Linked DNA regions of Homo sapiens: all the other regions are linked to region 7. The links are chromatin contacts, found by Hi-C or POLR2A ChIA-PET in ENCODE. All regions are on one chromosome and are shown on one strand. Each heading gives the region's core, a stretch centred on a gene start or an enhancer-like site at or near the end of the contact. The rest is flanking DNA. Distances are from core to core; before and after follow the strand shown.

Region 1 (3,497 bases), core at 976-3,475, 3.5 Mb after region 7:
GGAGTACACAGGGGAGGCAAACCAATAAAGGTGTTCAATACATTAACTTTGAGGGGCTTGTTAAGACTTCTGTGTGGATTGGCCCATCAGGCGGAAATATAGGTATACAACTCGGAGAGGTCACCTATGCATAGGTAACATTTTCAAAGATATTTGAGGCTGGGTGTAGTGGCTCATGCCTATAATGCCAGCACATTGGGAGGCTGAGGTGGGCAGATCGCTTAAGCCCAGGAGTTCAAGACCAGCCTGGGCATATGGTGGAACCCTGTCTCTATTCAAAAAAAAAAAAATATATATATACACACACACACACACACACACACACACACGTATATATACATATATATACATATATACATATATATACATACAACTCCATCTCAAAAATATATATTATATATATAAAATATATGTATTCATATATAAATATATATTTTTGAGACAGAGTTTCGCTCTTGTTGCCCAGGCTGGAGTGCAATGGCTTGATCTGGGCTCACAGCAACTTCTGCCTCCCGGGTTCAAGCAATTTTCCTGCCTTAGCCTCCTGAGTAGCTGGGATTACAGGAATTTGCCACCATTCCCGGCTAATTTTGTATCTTTAGTAGAGATGGGGTCTTTCCCATGTTGGTCAGGCTGGTCTCGAACTCCTGACCTCAGGTGATTCGCCTGCCTCGGCCTCCCAAAGTGCTGGGATTACAGGCATGAGCCACGTGCCTGGCATATATATATGTTTAGTGGGGTGTGGTGGCATGCGCCTGCAGTCCTGGCTACTCAGGAGGCTGAGGCAATAAGTTAGTTGAGACAAGGAAGTCGAGGCTGCAATGAGCTGTGATCACGCCACTGGACTTCAGCTTGGGCTGAACTGAGAACCTGTCTCAAAAAAACAAAAAACAAAAAGGATGACATTTGAAACTGTGGAAATACATTAAACCATTTAGGAAGGCAGTATAGCATTAGCGTGTTGGAGCCCTGAAGAATGCTGTATTTATGAGAAAGAGGAGGTATAATGGAGCTTGACATAGGAGTAGAAGCAGGAGACAGCCTGGTTCTAGAGGCCAAGGGAAGACATGAGGAGGAATTACTACTGGTCAGTAAGCTAAACAAGATGAGATCTAAGTGAGGACCGATGGGTTTGAAGTTGAGTAGGTGTTGGCAACTTTTGGGGAGCAGTCTGAGAAGAGTGGCAACTCCAAAAGGGATAAGGACTGCCTAGGCAGAGAGGAGGCTGAAGTCTATCACAGGAGTCACTCTTTAGAAGTTTGAGAATGAAGGCATGAAGGTGGAAAAGGAAAGTGGCTTGAAGAGGAGGAGTATCTGAGACTCATCCCTGGGCTATAGCCAGGAGCTACTCTCTTCTAACCAAGCAGTTGTCTTACACAGCTGTGCATGATAGGAAGAGGGGGGTTTGAGCCCCATTTATTTCCTAACTAATCACAAAACTCCAGGCCTAAATTACCATCTGGTAAGGGAAGAGGGAGACTTAATCTCTTATCAGACACAAATGTGGCCTCAAAAGATATGGCTAAGTCTTCTACAGGTGCATAAACTCCAACCCTGAACCCCAAGCAAAATGACAAAATAAAACTGCCCCCTTCAGCTCCTTTATAATCCGGAAAGCGCGCGCAGGTGCGCCCCGGCCGCCCAGAGCCCTGCGCCCTGCCGGCCTGCTTTCACAGAGCCGCGCCCGCGCTGCGCCTGGCGGCTCCCGCCGCGCGTAGGCTGTGCCGACCGCGGTTCCCGGTGGGGACACCGAGTCCCACTCGCGGCATAGGGAGGCGGGCACCGTCACGACACTGGCCCGGCCCGCGGATCCCTTGGCCGCCGCAGTTGGCCTCCATTACCCTTTCCCGCGCCGCGCCTCCCCGCGGGGAAAATGAAACCCAGTGCCCTCAGGTTAAGGCATAGGGTGGGATCCACTGTCTTCTCACTTAGCCAAGAGAAAAGGCAGAACCGACTTCAGACAGCAAAGGGGTGTGTTGCCCTGGCCGGGTCGCCTGCGGCCCCGCCCCGGCGCTCTCCACCTCCTTCGCGGCCCGCCCTCCTGACTCCGGCGACTACATTTCCCACAGGACGCCGCGGCTCAGAGGGGCGGGCCCGTCCGCTCTCCCGCTCACGACCACCGGCGACTGGCTGACTCGGCAGGGGGCGGGGCCTGCGCCAGCCAATAGACGGGAGGCTCGTTACGGCGGCGGAAGCAGCGGCGCTGGAGTGAGGGGTGGGGGGCAGAGTGCTAGCTCCCCGGCGGTGGCTGCGGGTCCGGAGCCTGGGGACGTCGGCCCCACAGACGGAGAGCGCGCGGGAGCGAGCTCAAGGCGGCGCGGCGGCCACTGGGCGCAGCACCCAGGTAATGGCGGGACGGGCGCCCGGGAGGGAAGGGGAGGAGACGAGGGGGCGGGGCGGCTGAGCCGGGCTGCAGCGTCCGTCCCGTTGCGCGTCCCCGGGGAAGGGCAGAGGATCCTCGTCTCCTGCGGCTCGGACCGCGGCTCTTTCGCGAGCTGGTCACGGCGGTTGGGCCGGCGACAGGGGCTGGGTGTCCTGTGGCGAGGAAGGGAGAGGCACCGGGAGGGGTGGGCTGACCCGGGCGTGGGGGCGTGGCGGACGTGGGCCTTGGCGGGGAAGCAGAGCGGCCGGGGGAGCGCGGGCGGGCGGGCGGGCGGGCGGCCGGCCCAGGGAGTTTGGCTCCTGGAGCAGTTTAAAGTGACTCTCCACATCCGGGCCCTGCGCCCGCCGCTTTCAGACCCTGGCTGAGGCGGGGCCTCCCCGCTCCCCGCCCCCTTCGCCGGGGGCGCCTGTCTTCCTCTGCCATTGGCTCAGCCTCGAGGGGTTTGGGCTGCCCCGGCCAGGCTCGCGCCTGATTGGCTGGCAGTCGGCGGGAGGGTGGGGCGGGCTCTGAACGTGCAGGTCGCTGTGGATTGGTCCTGGGCCTCCACTGACGCGTCGGGCGTGGGGCCAATGGGCGGGCGGGGGAGGCAGGGGCAGGTTCGGGGGAAGAGGACTGCGAGCACAGCGGCGGCCGGGTGGCGGGGGTGAGTGGGGCCAGCGGGGCTGGACAGCAGCGGGCCCCGGGCGCCGCCGCCGCGATCCCTCCCCGCGCCCGCCGAGCACATCGCCGCCGCCGAGATGGGCCCTCCGCGGCACCCCCAGGCCGGCGAGATAGAAGCGGGCGGTGCGGGCGGCGGGCGGCGGCTACAGGTAAAGAGGCACAGTGCTCGTCTTGTGGTCGGGTCCCCAGATCGCCCGTCCGCACCCCCACCCCGGAGACGGGGGTCTCACACTCCGAGGTGTCTGGAAACCGGCGTCCTCCGGTCTCAGCGGGGGCTTCGCGGTGGGGTGGGGTTGCGGGCGAATCGGGAGATCGCTTGGCTCCTGAGGGAAAAGTGGGGGGCGATTTTAGGGAAGATGGAGAAGGTGTAGGGTCCTCTGGCTCTGTGAGGGGATCTGTGGAAGAGAAGGAAAAGGAAATCCGTAAATGGAGGCCTTTGCCGAAAAGCATTGGA
Region 2 (3,746 bases), core at 1,018-3,517, 4.2 Mb before region 7:
ATCTGTAAGTGTTTTGGTTTCATGAGTCCAGTATCTACATACTCCTAGAGTGACACTAATCCTACTTAGTCTTGGGGATTAACTGGCTAAAGCTCTAAAAAAGCTAGCTGGATTTTGGAACAGGTCAAGGGACAGACAGAGACTCCTTTGTGAGATTGCTAACAGTCTTCCTGCAAACATTCAAGAGTCATTATATTCTAAATACATGTAATACATGCTCATCAGTAAAAACTTAATTGAAGAAAGTATATATATATACACAAAACCCCGAAAGGCAAGACCTATAACTTTATTTAACTATTCCAATAATTTGTACTAGAGTTTCCAAATATTAATATTTGTTAATAAAAATCTCTCGTTTCTTTTTTTAAATTAACTGATTTACCTCAAGAGTGCCTTCTAGGAATGTTTGGACATTTGTTCAAAAACATGACTACCATAATCCAAATTTCTGATTTCTATACCAATTTAAATCACCAATTTACAAATTGTTCAGTTTTTTCCTTAAGAAACAAAAAAGCCAGTTTTTTTGAAGCTACTAAAAAATTTGACTGTTAAGACATGTAAATCCTTTTTGTGGCCCTAGTGCAAGTCACTTTATGACTGCTGACCTAAGTGCCTCATCTATAAAATGGGGATAATTAAACCTGTTCTATTTACTGCAAGGATCAACTGAGATATTAGGAGAAAAACAATTTAAAATGTCAAAAACCTACTAATGTACACAATAAGCATAGTGTCATTTACTTTTCCTTTCATTTTCAATCCATTTTTTTCCTTACGGGATTACAGAATTAATTTATGTAAAGTATAATATAACCCCCAGACAGCATCACAGAATCTAAACTATTCAAGCTCTTCTAATAAACAGCATTGAGCTAAAAACTTGGCGTAACAAAACAATTATAAATTCCAAATTTAATGCTAAATGACATTCACATTTCAGTAATTCGTTCTTCACTGCAGTGCATAAAGTTATAGAGCTATTAAAAGACGAGTTAATTATGAATAAACCGTTATTAAACACAAATAGTTGAAGAAATACACCTCAAATTAACAACAGCCACAAACATTGATTTGGTCCATGTAATGAGTATGAGCAGAACCGTAGAGGCAGGGAGTTCACTGTAAATCTACAAGATTTCAGTAATAAAACAGGAGAATATGGAGCAAAATAGCCTAGAGCAACAGAGAATATATGAGTTAATAAACGTTCTCAAAGTCGTGTAGATTTTAGCCTAAGAAGACAACAAAGGGAAGAAACCAAGGACTGAACGTCTATTTTCTTTGAAACTAATGGATTTTTTTTAAACTTACATTATTTCACACTAGATCCCCTACCAAGACTGCCATAAAGAAAAATTAAACCTCTATTCAGCTCAAAAGTTTACGTTTCAGGAACGTACTAACACCAGTAACCGTGAACATCAGGTGGTTTCTCTTTGTTGCTTATCGATGACACAGCTTTCTTCCCGACAGTCCACAACTAATTACAACCCAACTGCTTGCCTAATGGCCCGTTCCTACCTCCATCTAAACAGCAGTAACGAAACGGGCGTTCAAGCAGCACAAAGAGGGTCCTTGGTGACAGAGAGGGACGTCAGGGAGAGGGTCGCGGGGGTCTGGCTGCGCAGGGGAGAGGCTCGGGGCGACGAGCGGGGCTGGGCGGCTGGGGCCTGCTGGCCGCGTCCGTCGCCCCGAGCGGGGAGATTTCGGCGGGCCTCGGGGCGCTTTGGAGACCAGGGCCAGACGGTGCCTCCGGCCCGGCTGCCGGGAGACGCAGCGGTGGGGCCAGGCCCACTGTATCTCAAACGAACCGGGGAGGCGCTGAACAGCCACGGGCCGGCAGCCCGGGCCTCGCAGACACTGAGGAAAGGCTGGGGGCGCCCGGGGCCTGAAGGAGCAGGGCGCTGAGGGTCTGCATGGCCCCTCTGGGGGATCTGGCGGCGGAGTCGCAGCCGTCCCTGGGGCGCGGGGTAGTAGTGGCAATTGTGCGAGCCGACAGGAGCCCGCGTCTCGGGGAGGGCGGGCCGGCGGCTGAGGTATACAAGAGGATGAAGGTAGGCCGGAGGGGTGTCCCGGCCGCCTCTCGAACCCCTGCCTCCTTCACCTGCCACGAACACCACGAAGACCGCGCCGCTCCTTTTGGCCGTCGCGATGGCGGCCGGAATGGCGCCCTGGAACCACAGCATCGCTCCCTTCGGGCCCAGGCGCTCGCTCGGTGTGTAGTCTCCGCAGTCCCGAAGCCGGCTCCGCCCTCCGTCTTCGTCCGGCTCTGCGGCCCCCGCAACCTTGGCTGGTTCGGCCCCCACCTCCGGCTCCGCACAAGCGCGCACGCCCGTCAGCGGCACCCGGAGACGCGCGCTAGCGCGCGCGAGAACACCTCACGTCACAGTCGCAACCCGTCGGTGTCCGTGCCCCAGGACCTTCTCTCGTTGGCGAGTCGATGGTGCGGGCGCGCGCCCGCTAGGCCTCCGGTCGCGCAGTCCAGGAAGTGGAGGAAAGCGGTAAGAGGGATGACTAACCGCTAAGACACGTCGGCGGCGCCTGCAGTGAGGCATGATGGGAATTGTAGTCCACTTAGGCTTATTCGCCTCCATATTGTGGAGCATGTAACTGTGGGTTCTGAGGCACAGCTAAAGGGGGCAGTAGTGAGGGCCACTACACATTCTATAAAGGGGAGAGGGAGAAATAAGTGTCACTCCAACTGGCATATGCTATTCTCGGCCTCGTTGAGACTCTCAGTGTGGAGGAAATAGTCCTCGCATGGAACTAAATGGGCTTTGTCGGGATTAACTCCGAGGCTTTGATTTCTTCTGAACGTAGCCCAACCTTGCAGAAAAACGGGATAAAAACCGCAAGTCACCTTCTTTAATAACCTGTAGTCCATGTGCCTAAGCGGAGGAATTGGTAGAACGCAGGCCTTCAGCAATTTCCTAGACACTGGATAGAGATCATTTCAAAACTTCAAAACGCGTTAGGCTATTGCCACAGCTACTTTTTAAAGTAACACAAAGCAGAGAATAGATTATTTCTTTTCCAGCTACTTTCCATGGTAATACAAAAGAGACTAGATAGTGATTTATTTTCCAATTTTCTGGGAGAATGTCCTATAATCAAGATGTGGCGCTTTGTGATTGGCTGCCATTAAATGAAAACTGATCCATATTTAATACTTTCATGAAATCACATGGTCTGTAATAACTATTAGCTAAAGGCTTGCATGGTTTATTTAAAGTTGCATATACTATTATGTTAAATTCTACATCAATTAAATTTATCCTCCAGCAGTACATCTATCTGACAATCTTTGCAAGATAAAGGAAGTGATACATCTGAATATACCACCTTTCCTACAGATATTTTCCCTAAAAATAGCTAATTATTTGCACTCCGATTTTTGTACTTTTTTTCCCAATCAGGCCTCTCGTATATAGTGTTATTATAAACTGAGACATAATGCTGATTAGGGACAGTTGCTTCTATAGGACAACAATCCTACAGAAAAATTAGAATTGACCTTTAACATCAACTTTAATGGACTTCTGGAAATTTGATCAATCTAGAAATTATTCCAATAGAGCTATGTCTTTAATTATCTCTAATTTTAGAATTAAATAAGAATCCTTCATAGTTTTATATTCATTTGTCAAGTGTTTATCACTCATCTTTTATGAGCTAGGCATTGTGCCTGGCACTGATAAGGAGGTGAGGCAGTCAGAAGAAGGCCCTGTCTTTGTGACTGT
Region 3 (3,741 bases), core at 1,067-3,566, 3.4 Mb before region 7:
ATAAATGAAATAGGATCCGAAGAGATTAAGGTAGGACTCAATCTAAACCATGAAGCCTTTCCTTCCATTTCAAAAATAATATTCTGAGGATCTTTCCTAGGATTGTTTTCTTAGCAAATAAGTCCTAATGACTATCCACAAATAGCAGAAAGTCTTCTTTGGTCCATTTTTCTACACATACCTTTCAGAATAATATTCTAAAAATAACTATGATAAAAAGTAACAAATAAAGACAGAATTAAAGCAGAGTTAAACATTTCTAAACAATATGCAATTTTCTTTAACACACACAACACAGTATGCGTGTTACTCAACATACACCAAACTCGTATCTTTCATAAATGAAATTAACATTTCAACAAAATGCCATTACTCTATTTGTCAAGGTTTACAGGTTATATACCTTAATATTCAGGTGTAAATTTTACTAATAATACATAAACATACTCCTGACGTACTATATCTGAAGCAAGAGTGGACGTTTGAATCACCCAAAATTTTAGGAGACAACTGATGCTAACGTGATAAACAGAAACGTTGACATCTTAAGAAATTACTAGGTTAGCAAATGAAGAAATGAATTATTTCTACTAAATAGCTCTTTCAAAAGAATGTCATAATTAATTTAATCTCAATTGACAGTCTTTTAAACAATGAGTCCAACATAATTAAGATGTATCACAGAACGACCAGGCTTGCCCAATTCCACTGTACATCACTACTGAAATTATTCAAATGTTAAGTATAGAATTTAAATGAAGAAAACCTATGTAATAACTCTGTAAAGAAATAAATGTTTTTCTTTTTTAGCTTAAAAGGCCTGGCAGAGCTTAACAGTGCCTTGCAGTTTAATTCATCATAAATTTTAAAAACACAAAAACACCGCATCTGAAGCAAAATATTTATCACGTGATATACGTTTACCGTTAATTCAGAACACTAAATCCAACAACGCAATGACCAACTTTTTTTCTGCGTATCGATTTACCCTCAAATTTGCGGACAGTAAAAACAGACAACTAGTACTTACATTTTTGTTGAATTTGGTGAAAGAATGGTGCATATAAAACCTGTGCATATAAACAATCGCAGTGTTTATTGTAAGCTGAGAGCTGGAACGTAATATTTAGGAAATATCTGACAAAAGCAAGATCTCATTCCCAGAACAATTTTGATGGAAAATTCCCAGGTTCTTTTCCAATACCTCCCATTCAAATCCAAACCCCAAACTGGAAATAAAGAAATAAATGCCCGCGGGGGGTGGGGCGGCAGGAAGAGAATAGGCTTGACGCCAAATAAATGGGAATAAGAACTGCTGATCTTTTCACTCTAACAGCGCTGAGGGCCCTGGAACTATTTATCAATGGCTACGACTAACTAAACTCAAAATGAAACAGTTGAAACGCGCGCGCACACACCCATACAAAACCACGCCAAGAACATAAAGAACTCCAGTACGCTCCCAAGGTAGAAGAGAGCCGCCATCAAGCCGGCGACGAGAGCCGGGAAAGGCTGCGGCAAACACTTAGGCCTTTCAGCATCGCTAACCCTCCTACCTCTCAAACCCTTCGGGGTCAGGGACAAGTCCAGGGAGCCGCCCCTTTTCTGCAATAATCCCTAAAATTCCTCTTTCGCCTGAGCCACACTCCCAACCCCCGCCGCCACCACCACGCGCTGCCCCAAACAGATTACACAACGCAGGCTCCTGGCCCGCATTCCTGGGGTCCTATCTCCTCCTCCCTTCCTCTGCTGACCCCTCGCGACTGCCCGAGCCGGAACATTACTTCCCTGACCGCGGCGCCGAGGCCCAGCGAAGGCCGAGGCCGGCGGCGCCATGTTCGCGGGGCACCAGGCCCGGCGACCGGGCAAGGGAAACAGGGCGTGAGCGGCGGCGAACAGAAAAGGATACACATTGAGACGCTGTCCCATCTCCTGGATGAGGTTGGCCGCCTGCTGGCGGCACGAGAGCTCTTTATCCGCCTCCACTCCGCAGCGGCGGCTCGGCGTGTTCTCCAGCTGTTCCCGAGTAAAGAACCAGCGAGAAGAAGCTCCACGGCCCGACGCCATGACACTTCCTCCTCCGCCCGCTCCTTCATTCACCCCCCGCCCCTCCTGGCTCGCGGACTCCCCGCCAAGGCGCGCGACCCCGCCCCACTCCGCTCGCCGTAGACCACGCACCACCCTTTTTCACCACCGCCTCCGCCCTTGCGCATGCGCGGGGCCCGCTCTACCGACTCGCCCTAGTCTTTTGCTTTCTTTTTCTGCCCTCGGCCTCGCTCTTGCGCACGGGACCACAATGCTCCGCGCCGCTTGTCATTGGGAGGCGCCGAAGGTGGAGAGGTCGGCTCGGAAGGAAAAGGTCGGCGCAGCGCATGCCGGGTCTAGGGTTGGCGGGGCGAAGGGGTGGGGAGGGAAGGGGCGGGGAGGGGAGGGGAGGGGAAAGTGGGAGAGGGTGGACTCTGGCCGGTGTGAAGAGAGGCGGTCGGGCGGCTGCGCTGTGGGGGCCTGGGCGTGTACTTCGGAGGCCCGTCGGGCGCTTCCTTTAGACGGGAGGTCTAGCGGCCCTTTAAAAAGAGAAAAATAACCTTCACTGTCGCAGCCTCACGCCACTACTTCCATTTTCCTTTTGGGCGGGTCCGCGCAGTCTCGTAGGCGTGCGACTCCGGCCTCCGCCACCAACAGTCTCCGCCTAGCGCGCGGCTCTGGCGTTGAGCTGGCGGGGAAAGAGTGCACAGGAAGTCACGCTCCATGGCTGTCCGCACCTGAGTGCTTTTTTCACCCTACATTATCTTGTTTAAATCCCAGACCACTTGGTTTATTTTTATTTTTTCAAATTACTTGGCAAACGCTATCCAACTAGCAACGAGAAATTGAATTTCTAAATGAGGTGTTGAATCTAGACGGGGCGTGTTTTCAGGCTGCGCTGTGGTTTCTGCGAGACAAGGTTGGGGAGAATCAGATAGTGCAGGAGGAACTGAGTTAAAATTTTATCTTTAGGATTTGATGTGGGAACATCCCACATACCTGTTGATTAACTCCTGTATTTCTTCCTGTAAGAAAATGCCACTGAGCTTCACTCGGAGTTTGTGTTGTGAATAGGGTTTCTAAGTTTAAAGTCTTAACTATTTGGAGGCCGGGCACGGTGGCTCACGCCTGTAATCTCAGCACTTGGGGAGGTCCAGTGGGCCGATCACTTGAGGTCAGGAGTTCGAGGGCAAGGGCAACATGGCGATACCCCGTCTCTACCAAAAATACAAAAATTAGCCAGGTTTGGTGGCGCGCCTGTAGTCCCAGCTACTCCCGAGGCTGAAGTGGGAGGATGGCTTGAGCCCAGGAGGTGGAGGCTGCGGTGAGCTAGATCTCGCTGCTGCACCCCAGCTTGGGCGATAGTGCAAGACCTTGTCTCGAAAATAAAAAATAAAGTAATATCTATTTGCCAAAGACCATGGAGGCAAGTGATTGTTATGGGGCTCCCACGCTCAGCATACTGCATTGCACAAGAATATTGATTATAGTAGGCAGTTTTTGTAACAGTTGCTATTTCATACTCACTTCCCTTGCTTTACGTTTTATGTTGCTTACAATTTCTGGAATAGATTGATTTAAAGCAACATTTTAAAAGTGCAAACCCTTGGCCAGGTGCAGTGTTTCCCGGCTGTAATCCCAGCACTTTGGGAGGCCAAAGTGTTCTAGACCAGCCTGGGCAACATAATGAGACCCCACCTCTACAAAAGTTTTTTA
Region 4 (3,502 bases), core at 675-3,174, 4.0 Mb after region 7:
TACCAGGATCCAGGAGGGACAGCCAGCTGGTAGGAAGGAGCTCTGGGAACTCTCCGTAAGCTGTGTTTACACTGACAACCACACTGCTTTAACTAAGGCTCTGTATTCATTTGAAAGACTTGTCCTGTCTCACTAAATTGTTGGCTTTCTGAGTACAAAAATTAGATCTGATGCTTCTTTGCAGGCTTCTAGAGCTAAGAACATTGTTGTGTGTCCAGAGTGTTTCTATCCTTTCTCCAAACCACCAGTACAGTTAGTTTTAACGCTAAAATTCAGTAATTTTCATCCGGCAATTGCATTGTTTATAACCCAACCACTTTCCTGACTGTTGGACTTACATCTCTGGTGAAACTAAAAGGTTCTCTTCCACTGAACCTCCGCCTGGAATTTTGATCTATTAATCCTGCTCCATTTACACAGGTGTACTCTCACCTTCTCTTTAGAAGAGGGCTTAGAGCCTTGATATCTTCTATCAAGTGATTCGGTTTCGGGCATTGCTAATTCTTTGTTCTTTTGATTCTCAAGACTGCCTGAGAAGATGTCATTCCCACAGCTGAAAAGAAGGAATTTGGATTCAATGCTGTTTCCACCACTTCGGAAAGGAATATCCATGAACTCTCTTGCAGGAAAATGGGAATTTCCAGAGAGAAACCACTTCTCCCCTTTCTTCTCTTCCCACGTCCTCTTCAGGAGCCTATAATTGGGCTCTGCCAGCATACTCTGACTGGCTAACGAAGGGTCAGATATCTGCAGTAGTAACAAAAGGCTCTTTTTCTACATGTCTACACCTCCTGGGGAGTCTTTGCTTAAACCTCTACTGGCCCTCCTCCGATCCAAAGGCAAGAATGTTCCCCTCTCTGTCCAAGACTAAAATGAACAAGTAAGGAAATGGATTTTACTCAGCCTATTGCAATAGGGAGAGCACTCCAGATATGATCAGTGTCTTGGCAGCGTAGTTTTGACTTTTATAGGGAGGAAGGTGGGATGATTGACAGTTGGGATTGTTTTGCAATCAGGAGAAGTTTCAGTCAGGTGAACAGGAAATGTTCTCTGTGTCTAACAAGTTGGGGGGAGGAGAGTTCTAATCTCAACTAATCACTCGATATCATCAGCGGGAATTTGGAAGGTCTGTTTGGCTTTATTAACAGGCTCAGAATAAAGGGGAAAGGTCTCTGGCCTTGTCACAGGCAAACAAGGGGGTCATCTGCACGCGTTTTATCTGAGTCACATGGAGACGGGTGGTTCTTTACAGTGTGCCGTTCCAGAAACACAAATAGATGAGGGGGTTTCTTAATCACCGCTGTTTTCCAGGAACACAGGGCTCAGGTAAAGTTCAACTTCACCTTCCTCCGGTGTTTCATCAGGGGAACCCTTCTGGAAGCAAAGACGTGTACTTCTTACTGTTGGCTAAATGGCTTCTTAACAAGGAAATTAAATCGTTGTTTAGAATGAAAGAGAGGAAGACGCCGGGAGAGGAGGCGCTGTGGATCGCGCCAGTTAGTAACGCATCACAGCTCGCGGGCGTCATACTACAAGTCCCAGTGAGCAACGCCCGCTTTCTTGCCTACTGCGGGCGGGAACCAGGCGCCTCTGGGCCTGACGGGAAAGACAGTGGTTTGGCTGAATGACGGAAAAGTCATTTGAGCAGGTCTTCATTTTTCGGAAGAGTATCTCAAAAGCTCTTCAAACAAGGCACGGACACAGAATCTAGGAAATGATAAAGAATCAATGATAACGTTATTACCACGGGGGTCAGACCAGGATCCACCCGAGGAAGGTATTTAACTAAAGCCCGAGTTCCAGCTCAATTTTCCCAGGAGTCTCCTTTCCGGCCGTGCCTGGCGTCATTGCTGTTGCGTCTTCTCATTGGCCGGTTGACGGGTTGCGGCGCCTGCGCGCTGCATTCCTTTGAGGGTCGTGGGCAGACGCCATTTTGGCCCCAGCGGTGCTTCTAGGAAGTAGAACGCCGGCTCGCATGCCTGCCCGCCCGCCAGCCTGCCGGGTACGGCCTTTTCCGCCGGGGCTTCCAGGTCAAAGAATTCGCCTTTGCCGCTACCGCTTTCTTACCCTCCGCACCCGTTAAGTTCTCCGGTCGGGCGGCAGTCTCTGAACACTTAGCCGCGCCATCCGGGGTCACACCGCCTGGAAGGAGGTGACGGGGGCGGCGCGGGGCGCGGACACTCCCCGCTGAGAGTCCGCCTGCCATGGACTCGGAATATTACAGCGGCGACCAGTCAGGTGGGGCAGGGACCTGGGGGACCGGGCTGGGAGGCGGAGCAGTTACTCGGCGGGGCTTGGCCTGGCACCCCGCGGGTGGGGGCAAGGAGGCCCCCCGAAACCTTCCCTCCCGCGACCCGGCCCGAGGAGGGCAAGAGCCCTCTGACCAGCTGCAAGCGTCGAAGCTAGAACGTTGGAGAGGGGATTCTGGTGGGAAAGCTTTCTTCTGAATCGGCGAAGGTTTTTGCTGAAATTGGGAAGTCACTTTCATATGTTAAGCTCCTATTGTGTGCAGGGAAGGAGAGGTGTCTTCTGTTAAGAGAGTTTTCAGTAGTTGAGTAGTTGGAGAATCCAAGGGGCGTTGGGGCGGGGGATCCTTCCTAGACTTTTCACTGCTAGTTAGGAGTGGTTTAATCTTGCTTGCAACACCGGACGTAAGTGCAGGACCCATGTTTCAGTTGCATGCATAGAGTAAGGAATGCGCTTCTGGCACTTACTGGTGGTTTTTGTGCCTTTCCTCCACCTTGAGATCGTTCCTCTTCCTCCTCACCGAAGTTTGGTCTCCTTTCTTTACTGTTTGTTTATTCTGTAAGCTGTTACTGGGGCCCACTCTGCTGGCACGGTGCTTGGCACCTGAGATTAAGGATAAGTGAGGCAGAACCTGGTGTGGGAAACACGTCGCATTTGCTTTCCCTTTGTGTGCTAGTCCTGTTGGGGCGTTCTGTTACAAAAGTTCTTAAATACACCATAAATAAATACACCCTCTATGTACCCACAAAAATTGAAAATTAAAAAGAAAACTTGAGTGCTTAAATAATTGTTTAAGCGTTAAGCCCTTTACTGTTTTGAGTTCATTGCTTTTCCTTACGTAGGACAGTGAATTCTAATGACTGCAAAGCGTTTTCCAGGCATGCACTGCTTAAAAACACTTTCCTAAGCCAGGTGCGGTGGATTATGCCTGTAATCCCAGCACTTTGGGAGGCGTAGGCGGCCGATGGCTTGAGCCCAGGAGTTCGAGACCAGCCTGGGCAACATAGTGAGACCAACACCACCCCCACCCCCCATGCCCGTACCCCACCCCCCTACGCCCCTACCCCACCCCCCTACTTCGTCTCTACAAAAAAATGCAAAAATTAGCCGAGTGTGGTGGCATACACCTGTAGTCCCAGTTACTCAGGAGGCTGAAGTGGGAGGATCCTTTGAGCCCTGAGCCCGGGAGGCAGAGGTTGCAGTGAGCGGAAGTTGCACCACTGCACTCCAAGCCTGGGCGACAGAGCAAGACTCT
Region 5 (3,551 bases), core at 477-2,976, 3.2 Mb after region 7:
GGATCCTTATCTGGGTAAGGACATCTGGGGGGTGGACCCGGGGCAGCTGTGCTCCCCTAGGCCACACAGGAAGGCTCCCCAGGGCTCAGGCACAGACTGCGTCAAGGGGCTGCAGGCAGGTCCAAGCACACTGCAGGGCGGCCCCACCTGTGTCCCATGGGGACTGCACCCCCACTCCTATAGGAATGAGTCACTTCTGGAGAAGCTTGTCCAAGCTGCCCCCAGGACCCTCGGGCCAGGGACAGTTTTAAAGCAGCCTACAAGATGAGCAGGGGCTTTGGGGCCCTAGGTCCCACTGAGGACCCCACACCATGGACTCCAGGGTGCGCTGGGCTGTGTTGAGGGTTCTGCACCCGCCTGTCCACAGCGGATATTCTTGCGGTCCCTTTGGAAAATGCATGCCGCCCGCTCAGCTGGGTTTGGGGTGTTGGTTTTTCCAGCTCTCTGGGTTTGCTTCCAGGAGGGCTTTCTGGTGTGATGTTGTCTACGTTTAACAGCTTTACTGAGGCATAATTGACACCCCATGATCGCTTCCGGTCCCTAACAGAACGGAAGGCAGGGCACCACCCCGCCTCCCCCCCCACCCCGTCCCCGGCAGGGCTTGACGTGGACACTGGGAGCCCACGCCTGGCAGCCAGACTCGCTCCCAGAGCCCTCGCTGGCCTGAACCAACACACTAGGGCCCACCGCGGCCGGCCCTGCAGCTGTGAGATCCTGGCAGGTCCCAGCCCCACTCCTGCGCTTCCGACGGGCTGCAGCCTCCGAGTACTGCCAGAGCCCAAGCAGTGTGAGTGGGCACCTGGCGGGACCCCCCGCCCCACGAATGCCGCGCGTGCTTGCCAGGCTGGGCGGCGGCGAGTGAGGAGCCCGCACCACCCGGCCCACACACGAGCCAACGTGGAGCGAGCCCTCCGCAGCCAGGTTGGGCCCGGGCCGCTGGACTCTCCAACCAACCCACGAAAGACAGAATATTTGGTGGGCACTCACGATTCTTAAGAATTGGCTCAATGTTTTATAACTCTTTCATTGGAGTATAATAAACATGGATGGGGGAAAATGCACCTCGTCTGATATTCTTTTCAAACAAGGAGGAAGCCATAAAGCCGCTCCGCAGGCCTCTGCAGACAGCCCAACATCTCTTCAATGCGGGGCTGCGGGGCACTGTCCCAAAGCCAGCCGCAGGGGTGAGGGGGTCGAGCAGGAAAGGAAAGCCTCGCTTTCCCTCTCGGTCCTGGTGGTGGGCGGCCCCCGCCGCCCTGGTCCCTGGAAGTGCAGCCCAGTAGGCTAGCGTCTAACTTCAGCGCCCCAGCGTGCAAGGTCAAGGCCTTTCCTCCCGCGCGGGCTGCGGGGACGTGGGCGGCTGGGACTTGGGGAGGAGGGGGTACGGACCCAGGCTCCAGAAGCGCCAGCCGCCGCGCCCCCTCACCGCGGCCCCCGCCAGGAGAGCCTCCCACGCCTCGGCTCCGCACTGCCGGTTGGTCCCCCACTCCCCTGAGGGCGGAATCACTTCCCAGTCGCTGGCTGCCCGCCTGCTAGCGGCCTCGCCACCGCAGCAGACCCAGGTCCCGCGCCCAGCACCCGCGGCGAACCCCGGCACTCCGGAGGCGGGGCCGAGGATCGGCGCGGGCGGCGACGGCAAGAGACGCCACGGGGGCGGGCCAGGGGCGGACCGGGGCGGGGCGGCGGCGGCGGACTGCGGAGACGCGGCGGCGCGCGGGGCGGCGCAGAGCGTTCTCGGCGCGGAGTGGAGCGGAGCGGGCTGGTGCTGGGGGCGCGGAGAGCGCTGTGCTGGCCGGGGCCGGGAGCGGGGCCGAGCGGGAGCGGAGTCGGGCGTCGGGCCCGGGGAGCCGGGGCCGGGCGGGGAGCAGCCATGGCACCGCGGAGGGTCGGGGCCCGCGCCGCTGCGGGCGGCCTGGGCGCCGAGTAGCCGGGCCGGGCCGGAGCGCGGGCGGCGGCGGAGGCAGCTGCGCCCGCGCCTCCTGCCCTCCCAGGCCCCGCGCCCCGCGCCCGGGCCCCGGCGATGGTGACACATGCGGCGGCGGCGCGCCGGCGGCAGGACCATGGTTGAGCGCGCCAGCAAGTTCGTGCTGGTGGTGGCGGGCTCGGTGTGCTTCATGCTCATCTTGTACCAGTACGCGGGCCCAGGACTGAGCCTGGGCGCGCCCGGCGGCCGCGCGCCGCCCGACGACCTGGACCTGTTCCCCACACCCGACCCCCACTACGAGAAGAAGTACTACTTCCCGGTCCGCGAGCTGGAGCGCTCGCTGCGCTTCGACATGAAGGGCGACGACGTGATCGTCTTCCTGCACATCCAGAAGACGGGCGGCACCACCTTCGGCCGCCACCTCGTGCAGAACGTACGCCTCGAGGTGCCGTGCGACTGCCGGCCCGGCCAGAAGAAGTGCACCTGCTACCGGCCCAACCGCCGCGAGACTTGGCTCTTCTCCCGCTTCTCCACCGGCTGGAGCTGCGGGCTGCACGCCGACTGGACCGAGCTCACCAACTGCGTGCCCGGCGTGCTGGACCGCCGCGACTCCGCCGCGCTGCGCACGCCCAGGTGAGCGCCCGGGCGGCGGGATCCTCGCGCAGCTGCGCCCCCGAGGCCGGGCCGTATGCCCGCCGTGCTGTACTGGGTCGGCCCTGCCTTCCCTACCCCCTTCTGCCCTCTTGGGGGCCCCCACTCGCCGGCACCCCTCCCGACCTGCCGAGCGCCCGAGGCTCCCAGCTCCTCTGGGTGAGCCGGCTGTCACCGCGCTTTCTGACCTCGCTCTCACTCTCTTCCTTGCCTTGTGCTGCCCTACTGCCGGCTTGACTGCGCAGCGCCCGGGTTTTCTCCAGGGTCCCCGCCCGCTGCCCTCGGGCCACCTTACCTGCTGTGCGCCGTGAGGTCTGGCCCGCCGGACTTGGGGACGCGGGCTTCTGGGTGTGTGCGTGGCCTACCTGGAGTGTTGGCTTCCCCGTGCCGCTTCGGTGCTGTGGTCCCAAAAGTGGAAGTGAGAGTAGTGAGGTGCCGCCCCTGTGCCTGGAGTGCCTGCCTTCAGAGGGTGGGGGAGCTGCCAGGGAAGGGGGCTGGCTCTGCCCGCCTGCCTGCCGGTGTGTGCAGGTAGAACAAAGGCCCTGTTGACCTGGGGCTGGGGGCGGGGAGGAGGCAGTACCGCCTGTCCTCCCAGTGGGGCCTGCCAGCCGAATTCTTCCAGGCACAGGCTTGCCTGGAGAGAGGAACAAAAGCCACCCGATGGGGGACCACCTTCCCCAGGAAGCTACCAGCCAGGTTGGGGGTAGTTGAGCTGGTCCAGGGAACCTGTGCTGCCACACCCCTTCTCTGGGGTCCCCCAGCCCCATGTCAGAGCTGAGCTGCGTGAGGACACAGAGCATGGGAGGGGTGCCGGGGCAGCTCTTCTGGGAAGCCGTTTGTAGGGGAACCTGGGGTGCTGCTGGGTTTCCAGCAGTTAAAGTTGGGGTTATTTTCCTCCTGTTCCTGTTGGTGCCCATTCGTCCTGCAGGGATGCCCTGCGGGGCCTTTCTCCCCAAAGTCTGGGCTGGGAAGGGCC
Region 6 (3,558 bases), core at 847-3,346, 3.2 Mb before region 7:
TTAGTCCAAGAGTCTGAGATCAGCCTGGGCAACAGAGTGATACACTGTCTCTACAAAAAAAAAATAAAATTAGCCAGGCAGGTGTGGCTGTGGTCCCAGCTACTGGGGAGGCTAAGGTGAGAGGATCACTTCAGTGAATCTTATTACTGCACTTTAGACTGGGCAACAGAGTGAGACCCTGTGTATGAGCTCACATAGGCACGTGTTGGTCTGCCTCCAATTTTCCCTCCACTCAAAGGCAGTAAATACATAAATTTGGTTTTGTACCTATGCATATCATAGAGCCTGTGGGACATTCAAATGGAGGTAAGTAGTATATAGTATGTGGTCATAGCCATTTCTAGAGTCCAGAGGTACAGAAATTCATGAACTTTCCATATTTTTATTCTTATTTAATGTCTCCACTCTGTTCTTCTTCAGTAAAGCTAAACCCTTAAAATGGGCAGGACTTAGGAGGTTTTGAGGCAGAAATAGCAACAGCTAATACACTTTTTGTTACTTTTATAATTTATAGGACACTTTTTATAATCCAAATACCATCTTATCATTGCATCAGTCTGATGAGGGGTGGTGGATGAACTGTCACTGACATGAGGGTGATGATAATAATGAATAATAATTATAGATAACATATATGAACATTCACCATGCCAGGCTAGGCTCTGAGCACTTTACATTTATTAGCTTAGTTCATCCTCACAGTAGCCCTATAAGAGTTGCTTTTATCATCCCATTTTACAGATGAGTCAGCCAAGTTCCAGAGAGGTTGAGAAGTTTGTCCTAAGTCACAGCTAGAGAGGGGTGGAGCTAGGATTTGGACTCAGATGGCTGGGTGTGGCTCTAAAGCCTGTGTCAAGCCCCTCAGGGGTGGGGCTGTGGCCCATATTCATGCTCGTCAACCCCAGTTCCTGTGTTCTTTCTATTCTGTGACCACTGTCTTTCCAGGGGGTGGGGAATGTGGAGGAGGTTAACAATGGCATTTCATAGCCAGTGGTGGGAAGAAAGGGATCCCAGAAGAGGGTGGTGGAGGTATTGTCAGCAAGGAGCAGAGAGCTGTGGCATCCCTGGGGGCTGCAGCACCATGCAGCAGCAGCCATGTGCAGAGGAGTTTGTTTCGGGCTTGAACCCAGGGAGGTCAGTGTTCCTGTAGAGCCAGGCTGGAGACAGAGTGGCCAGACATGGGAGAGGGAGGGCAGCGCCATGGTCATCTGTGGCTGGATCTGAAATGGTTTGGGGAGAAGTAGCAAGTGATCCTGGACTACAGGAGCCAGGAGTTGGGGAGGGGTGGGTCTCCTTGCTGCAGGGGTGTCTGTGCTCCTGAGAGTCAGCTTAGAATCTCAGGGCCTGCTGAACTGGCACCACTAGTAGTGAGGATTCTGCCACACGGCAGGACTCACAGCCTTTGGGAGCCTGAGAACTACGGGCCAGGTGCCAGTCTTTGCCTTATTTGCTCTTAGTCTTTGCTGAGGGCCAGCTCACTGCTGGTGAGGAAAGGAGAAGCAGTCCCCAGTCCCAATCACTGGGCTGCTGACACGGCTGGACAGGGACACAGACATCGTTCCCAGAGGGGGTCCTTTGAGAGCAACCTGGGGTGCAGAGGGCAAGCCTTCCACAGGGCAGGGATTGAGTTCCTAGAGTCCTGTGAAGACCCAGCAGCTGATAGGAAGAACGGGGCAGTGCTTGAAAGAAAAGACATGAGCCAGAATATCACAAGCTGACATTTTGTTTATGCAAGCACTTATGTGGTGTTGGTTTCAAAGTCCTTTAAAATCGGGGACTTTAATGTCAAGTAATTGGCTCTTTATGGAAAGGTTTCCAGTTACAAATGGGGAGCAGGTGATCTCAGATTCCAGCCAAACTCAGTTAAAAGGCCAAGTCTTTGGTTTTCTGAAATCGAAGCTCTGGGGTCCCATGACATGCCTTCTTTCCTCTTGCCTGAGCTCATTAATGCACCTTTCTGTGTCATTTGCTGCTGTTGCCCACAGCCATGGTATTCCAGCAGCTCTCAGTGAATTTGATGAACGTCACCAGTGCTGTTTTGCTTTTATGTATTGACAAGTGTGCCTGATTGTGGTTTTTCAGAAGCCTGCTCTGTAGGCGTGGCTGTTGTGGTAGAGGAAGGGTAGTATCAGGGCAAGATTGCTGGAGAGGGAGGGGAGAAGCCCAAATCTTGCCCAGCCCTGCCAGTGTTCCCCCACGTGGGGTCTGCCCTTTGGAAGCACAGGAGGCCATGCACTTCTAGCCATGGCGACTGCCCAACTCCTGTGTGAGATGCTGCGAGGTCTCCAGAGTGACCTTGAAAGAGGTATTGTGAAATTCTTAAGAGCTTGAAGTAAAAAATTAAACTCTTACTTTTTTTTTTAAAGGTGCCATTTACTCTACTAGGAAGTAGAGTTGTGAAATTAAACACTGACAAGATGTTCTAAACCTACCCTGGAGGAGGTAAATTGCTATTTTGAGAGAAGGAGCCACGTCTACTAAAGTTCCCATGTTTCAGTCACTGTGGCTGCACAGAAAATCATCCCAAAACACAGTGGCCTAAAACAGCAGTAATCGCTCTTTATTGCTTATGGTTTCGGTGGGGCAGGAGTTTGGGAGCCCCTCATCTGGGTGGTTCTGGCCCAGGGTCCCTCATGGGGTTACAGTTGGAGGGTTGCTGGGGCTAGGGTCATCTCACAGGCTTCTTCCTCACATGGTGCCTGGTCAGGGAACCCTTGAACAACCGGGGGCTGGAACAGATGGGGCTGTTTGTCCATCTCTCTTCTCGTAGTCTTTCCACCTCATCCCTCTAGCATGGTGGCCTTGCAGTTGCCAGACGTCTTCAGTGATGGCTCTGGGCTCTAAAGGCACATGTCCCAAGAGCCAACCAGGTGGAAGCCGATTTGCCTTGTGTGACCCAGCCTCAGGAGGTGTGCTGCATCACTTTTGCCACATTCTCTCTTGGTCAAAGAAGTTGCAGAGGTCTGCCCAGGTTCAAGGGAAGGGAAACCAGACCCACTGTCAGTGACGGAATGTCAGGGTCACACTGAGAGAGATGCACATGGAATGGGAACCACATTGGCATAGCCATCTTCAGAAAAACAATCTGCTGCGCCCCAGGATGGGGAACTTGGTTGGAATTAACTTGTTATAACTGATGAGCTTTGGAATGAGGGTGTTAGAGAATCTGTACTAGGGATCTGATTTGTGTCTTCCATCTGGAGATGATCAGAATTGAAAGCAAAAAGTAAAGGATGTAGAGGTAGCTGGGCTCTTGACTGTTGATTCTTCTTTTCTGTGTGATGAAGGATAGAACTAGGACTGGAGAGACTCGGTACCTTGTGACCGAGGAAGGGACCTCGTGCCCAAAGTAGGAGGGAATCTCCAGGGGAAACAGAAGCTCAGGAACACATGAGTGGGTATCAAGAGGGTTCGTATTTGCTGTGGTGAGGGACTTTGGTCCTTATAGTGCCAGCATATCCTGGTCGTGATCAAAGGACTTTTCATTGAGTCCCCATGGCCCCTCCTGTTCTTTGGAAGTGAGGGGGAGCAGCCCCAGGCTCTGCTCTCACAGATGCC
Region 7 (3,517 bases), core at 620-3,119:
ACACGCGCCCGCTACCACGCCCGGCTAATTTTTGTATTTTCTACTAGAGACGAGGTTTCACCATCTTGGCCAAGCTGGTCTTGAACTCGTGACCTCGTGATCCACCCGCCTGGGCCTCCCAAAGTGCTGGGATTACAGGCGTGAGCCACCGCGCCCGGCCTCAATTCTTAACCTAGCTATCAATTGCAGTGTTAAAGAAAAACGCCTCAGTCCTAATGCACTTGGTCAAGAAAACACTGCACTACTGCAAAATGATCAAAGCAGCATTAAACTGTGGACTGCTGGATAAGTGCGGAGCTCTAGAGATGATGAAGGGGAGAGCATCTCTGCTCAGTAAAAGCTTTCATGGGCAGCGACTGAAAGAATGAGGCCCAGAGGAATTTCTAGGAACTTTCCAAGAGAGGAAATTCAAACCCGAGAACTCCCAAGAGGTGTCTCCCACACCCCTGTTCTCTGACCCTGCCATGGCCACCCTCCCCCGTCACAGGTCTCTGCGTGCCATGCACCTAGAGTCCACTTCGTCGCGACTCTCCAACACCTATTTTCTCCAGGAGCTGCTTCGGACCCGTTTGTTTTTTTTGTTTCGTTTTGTTTTGTTTTTCTGACAGCGACAGCCCTTGGGCAACGCTAATCATTCCAAGCAAATTCTGTCATGCCAAGACCTCCCTTAACAGCACGCGCCCACTTGTTTCCAACTCTCCTGCGAATTGGGCTTCGGGAGCCTCCGAAACCAAGGCTCGGAGATGTGGAGCGCACAGGGGAAGGGTCGAGCTGGGACCCACACCCGGCTCTTCCTCCCACACCGCCTGTTGAGCCCAAGGCTCAATTTCAACACAAAGCTCTCCTTCCCTCAATTCCTTCAACGACGGGTAACCTTCAACGAACACCTACCGGACCAGAACAGAGTGTACGAGCGGCGCGGGAAGGTGGCACAAAGGCATGGCCCAGAGGAGTGGCAGGAAGACTCAGCCGGGGCCCTCCACTCCCCAGCCTGCCCGGCCTGGGCAGAGCCGCCGGGCCGCCCGAGTCCTGGGGCTCGCGGAGGAACGGAGATGGCCTCCGCAGGGGCTCGCGGAAGCCCCCAGGGCGTCGGACCGTCTCACGCGCGCGTCCCGCGCCACTCACCTGTGGGACCCATAGCGTCGCCCGCTTCAGAGGTGGAAGCCGCCATTCCGCCACCGCGCCAAAACGTCGTCATCAAGCTGCGCGCAGAGCCACGCCCCGCGGCCGGGCGGGAAAAGCGCTTCTACCTCTTTGGGCCGTTACCTCAAAAGGTACGTGCGCAAAGCGAAGAAGGCCGGCCGGCCGGCCAGGGAGGGGAAATGGCGAGGCAGGAGTGCGGGGGGAGGGAGTGGTCCTTAGCTGAATGCGCCTGCGTTGTGGCGGCCTCTGGCGCCCCAAGGTAGGGCTCACGCACTTTCTCCCTAGCAAGGAATGCGCGTGCGCGTAAGCAGGGTTGTTGATTAGTGCCCCCCACCCCCCCCGAAGAGCGACCCCTAGTGGTGCACCGGTGCGGACCAGAAAATTGCACGCTTTCTTGAAACAGGTATTGACTGAGCGCCCAATGTATGCCTGGCACTGGGCTGGGTGCTGCCACCTAAGCGAGCACGACCAATGCAAGTCTATCAGGGACGCCCTGACCGCCAAGCAGCTGGCCCCTGCAGTCCGCCATGCCACTCCCGACGCCTAGCGCGCCGCTCAGCACACCGTGAGCGCCCACTAACTGTTGGGCTCCAATGACGCCGAGGAGGCGGCCCCGTCCCCGCGCTCCCGCCGCTCCCGCCAGGGCAGCCCGGGAGGCCAGACGCTGGCGCTGCAGGGAGAGGGCGGTGGGCGCATCCGCTAGGGGGCGCGGCGGGGCGGGGCGCACCTTTCGGCGGGCCTCGCGGATGGCGGCGCAGGGCGTAGGGCCTGGGCCGGGGTCGGCGGCGCCCCCGGGGCTGGAGGCGGCCCGGCAGAAGCTGGCGCTGCGGCGCAAGAAGGTGCTGAGCACCGAGGAGATGGAGCTGTACGAGCTGGCTCAGGCGGCGGGCGGCGGTATCGACCCCGACGTGTTCAAGTGAGCGGGGCGGGTGGGGGCCGCATGCTCGCCAGACACCCCCGACCTCTGCTCTCCGGGTACGCCCGGCCCGCTGGTCGGGAGGAGCCCCCGCTGCCCCCGCCCCCGTCCTTGTCCGGTCTTCAGGGAGGTGGCCGCGCCGGGCGGAGAGGGCTCACCGGCCCCGCGTCTGTCCCCGCCAGGATCCTGGTGGACCTGCTGAAGCTGAACGTGGCCCCCCTCGCCGTCTTCCAGATGCTCAAGTCCATGTGTGCCGGGCAGAGGCTAGCGAGCGAGCCCCAGGACCCTGCGGCCGTGTCTCTGCCCACGTCGAGCGTGCCCGAGACCCGAGGTCAGAGCTGGGCCCGCTGTCCCTGCCCCAGTGGCGGGGGTGGCGGGCGGGGAGGGGGCAGGCGCGGCACAGCGGCGGCGTGGCCCTGAGTGGCCAGGCCTGTCTGTCGGTCGGTCTAGGCCCAGCACCTGCAGGGCCCATCCGTGGGCTCTGCTCCTGGGCTTCGCTGCCAGCCTTAGGAGGCACGTCCAGGTCAGGTGGACGCAGAGTGCGTGCCCCAGGGTGGTCCAGGCTGGGTAGGGCTCCTCCGCTTAGCTCCTCCCCACCTCTTCACTCAGGCCTTCATCCTACAAAGTCGGGAATCAAGACGGTTTGGGGCTGGGCGCCGTGGCTCACGCCTATAATCTTTGGGACCCCACGGCGGGAGGATCCTTTGAGGCCATGAGTTTGAGACCAGTCTGGGTGACAGGGTGAGATCCTGTCTCTAAATGTTTTTCAAAAGACAGTCTCGATCTCTGTCCTGTGGTATACAGCATCCAGGGAAGTGCCCAGGGAGCAGGGCAGGCAGACGTCTTCCTGCCTTTACCCCACCTGGGCCCAGTTCCTGCCTCTGATGATTGCAGGAAGAGAGTTAGACGCGGAACTCCCAGGGTGCAGAGGCCTGCGGGGTCTGAAGGGCCTCCTCCCTCTCCAGTGTGGTGACTGGGCTGAGGAGATGCTGGGACTGAGAGTGTCATGGTGGAGCCTCCGTCCCTGCTCATCCTCTCCGCATGTTGCTTCTGCTCCCGATGGCTCTCTCTGAAATGCAGCACAACCTCCCAGGCCAATGGAAGGAGGCCCAGAGCTGGCTCCCTGCCTGGAAGCAGGAGGAGACCCTCACAGGCATCATGAGAAGGCGTGGAAAGCAGGCTGCCTTCATGGGGGAAGTGCCAGGGCCTGGGCACCCACGCCCGCTGACCCAAGAGGGCCCGGGCACCTGCGTGCTGGCCTCTTCACTGACCCTCGCTCTGTCTGCTCTCTTTGTGTCTCTCTCTGACCTCCAGAGGCCTCCTTTCTCTCTGCCAGGAACAGTAGCCCCCCTGCAAGGCCCTCGTTTTCCTCCAGCCCGCAGCCTGCGGCCTCTCTGGTTATGCTCCACAGCCCAGCTGCCACACACTCACCTCTCTCTCCAGGCCCCCCGGGTTCCC

The links. Hi-C counts contacts between places; a loop is a spot of excess contacts on that map. ChIA-PET counts read pairs that join two places held with the same protein, here RNA polymerase II (POLR2A). Pooled maps may share reads with other maps.
Region 1: a loop to region 7 is called in a map of CD8-positive, alpha-beta T cell, with 17 times the contacts of the local background. The contact joins the promoter of SAP130 here to the promoter of MZT2A in region 7. A Hi-C loop is called at or near these places in 5 of 168 maps with a recorded cell type or tissue (CD4-positive, alpha-beta memory T cell, CD8-positive, alpha-beta T cell, OCI-LY7 and 1 more) and 10 of 50 pooled maps. POLR2A ChIA-PET finds 5 or more read pairs at or near these places in 1 of 52 experiments (H1).
Region 2: a map of CD8-positive, alpha-beta T cell shows a loop between it and region 7 (10-fold over the local background). The contact joins the promoter of UBXN4 here to the promoter of MZT2A in region 7. A Hi-C loop is called at or near these places in 1 of 168 maps with a recorded cell type or tissue (CD8-positive, alpha-beta T cell), 1 of 37 single-sample maps with no recorded cell type and 12 of 50 pooled maps.
Region 3: a loop to region 7 is called in a map of B cell, with 28 times the contacts of the local background. The contact joins the promoter of CCNT2-AS1 here to the promoter of MZT2A in region 7. A Hi-C loop is called at or near these places in 3 of 168 maps with a recorded cell type or tissue (B cell, GM12878 and sigmoid colon), 5 of 37 single-sample maps with no recorded cell type and 22 of 50 pooled maps. POLR2A ChIA-PET finds 5 or more read pairs at or near these places in 2 of 52 experiments (CD4-positive, alpha-beta T cell and CD4-positive, alpha-beta memory T cell).
Region 4: a loop to region 7 is called in a map of ascending aorta, with 9 times the contacts of the local background. The contact joins the promoter of IWS1 here to the promoter of MZT2A in region 7. A Hi-C loop is called at or near these places in 3 of 168 maps with a recorded cell type or tissue (CD8-positive, alpha-beta T cell, ascending aorta and naive thymus-derived CD4-positive, alpha-beta T cell) and 6 of 50 pooled maps. POLR2A ChIA-PET finds 5 or more read pairs at or near these places in 1 of 52 experiments (activated B cell).
Region 5: a loop to region 7 is called in a map of CD4-positive, alpha-beta T cell, with 12 times the contacts of the local background. The contact joins the promoter of HS6ST1 here to the promoter of MZT2A in region 7. A Hi-C loop is called at or near these places in 2 of 168 maps with a recorded cell type or tissue (CD4-positive, alpha-beta T cell and psoas muscle) and 9 of 50 pooled maps.
Region 6: a pooled map shows a loop between it and region 7 (2.5-fold over the local background). The contact joins the enhancer-like site here to the promoter of MZT2A in region 7. A Hi-C loop is called at or near these places in 1 of 50 pooled maps. POLR2A ChIA-PET finds 5 or more read pairs at or near these places in 2 of 52 experiments (activated CD4-positive, alpha-beta T cell and naive thymus-derived CD8-positive, alpha-beta T cell).

The regions. Positions count from the first base shown.
Region 1 is chr2:128,026,787-128,030,283 of GRCh38, reverse strand. It overlaps SAP130 (Sin3A associated protein 130), which reads left to right and starts at 2,225. Exons shown (of 21, transcript NM_001330301.2): 1 at 2,225-2,344. RefSeq lists silencers at 1,538-1,687, 1,938-2,457, 2,558-2,897, 2,958-3,247.
Region 2 is chr2:135,740,376-135,744,121 of GRCh38, reverse strand. UBXN4 (UBX domain protein 4) reads right to left here and starts at 2,267. Exons shown (of 13, transcript NM_014607.4): 1 at 2,111-2,267. The coding sequence starts at 2,192. LOC107985946 (a long non-coding RNA gene) reads left to right here and starts at 1,478. Exons shown (of 1, transcript NR_163478.1): 1 at 1,478-3,293. RefSeq lists a silencer at 1,680-1,729 and enhancers at 1,026-1,801, 2,130-2,189, 2,520-2,649.
Region 3 is chr2:134,917,181-134,920,921 of GRCh38, reverse strand. It overlaps CCNT2-AS1 (CCNT2 antisense RNA 1), which reads left to right and starts at 2,316. Exons shown (of 5, transcript NR_036549.1): 1 at 2,316-2,359. It overlaps CCNT2 (cyclin T2), which reads right to left and starts at 2,100. Exons shown (of 9, transcript NM_058241.3): 1 at 1,910-2,100; 2 at 1,031-1,112. The coding sequence starts at 2,067. RefSeq lists enhancers at 1,501-1,590, 1,801-2,070, 2,221-2,380, 2,458-3,131, 3,141-3,190 and a silencer at 2,391-2,460.
Region 4 is chr2:127,524,911-127,528,412 of GRCh38, reverse strand. It overlaps IWS1 (interacts with SUPT6H, CTD assembly factor 1), which reads left to right and starts at 1,924. Exons shown (of 14, transcript NM_017969.3): 1 at 1,924-2,238. The coding sequence starts at 2,205. RefSeq lists enhancers at 1,325-1,394, 1,635-1,684, 1,945-2,004, 2,535-2,594, 2,605-2,684 and 1 more and silencers at 1,430-1,603, 2,245-2,354.
Region 5 is chr2:128,317,043-128,320,593 of GRCh38, reverse strand. HS6ST1 (heparan sulfate 6-O-sulfotransferase 1) reads left to right here and starts at 1,726. Exons shown (of 2, transcript NM_004807.3): 1 at 1,726-2,557. The coding sequence starts at 2,031. RefSeq lists silencers at 1,384-1,793, 2,488-2,717.
Region 6 is chr2:134,669,054-134,672,611 of GRCh38, reverse strand. All of the region lies in intron 2 of TMEM163 (transmembrane protein 163), which reads left to right. Among named protein-coding and RNA genes, the nearest start is that of TMEM163, 48 kb to the left of the region's middle. Within about 2 kb of position 2,096, at least 9 of the 41 ENCODE cell types and tissues checked have a DNase peak (open chromatin) inside an H3K27ac peak, as active enhancers do.
Region 7 is chr2:131,490,749-131,494,265 of GRCh38, reverse strand. It overlaps MZT2A (mitotic spindle organizing protein 2A), which reads left to right and starts at 1,869. Exons shown (of 3, transcript NM_001085365.2): 1 at 1,869-2,059; 2 at 2,242-2,390. The coding sequence starts at 1,890. It overlaps MIR4784 (microRNA 4784), which reads left to right and starts at 3,030; the gene lies at 3,030-3,106. It also overlaps the pseudogene SMPD4BP. RefSeq lists silencers at 929-1,118, 1,639-2,148 and enhancers at 951-1,744, 1,745-2,538.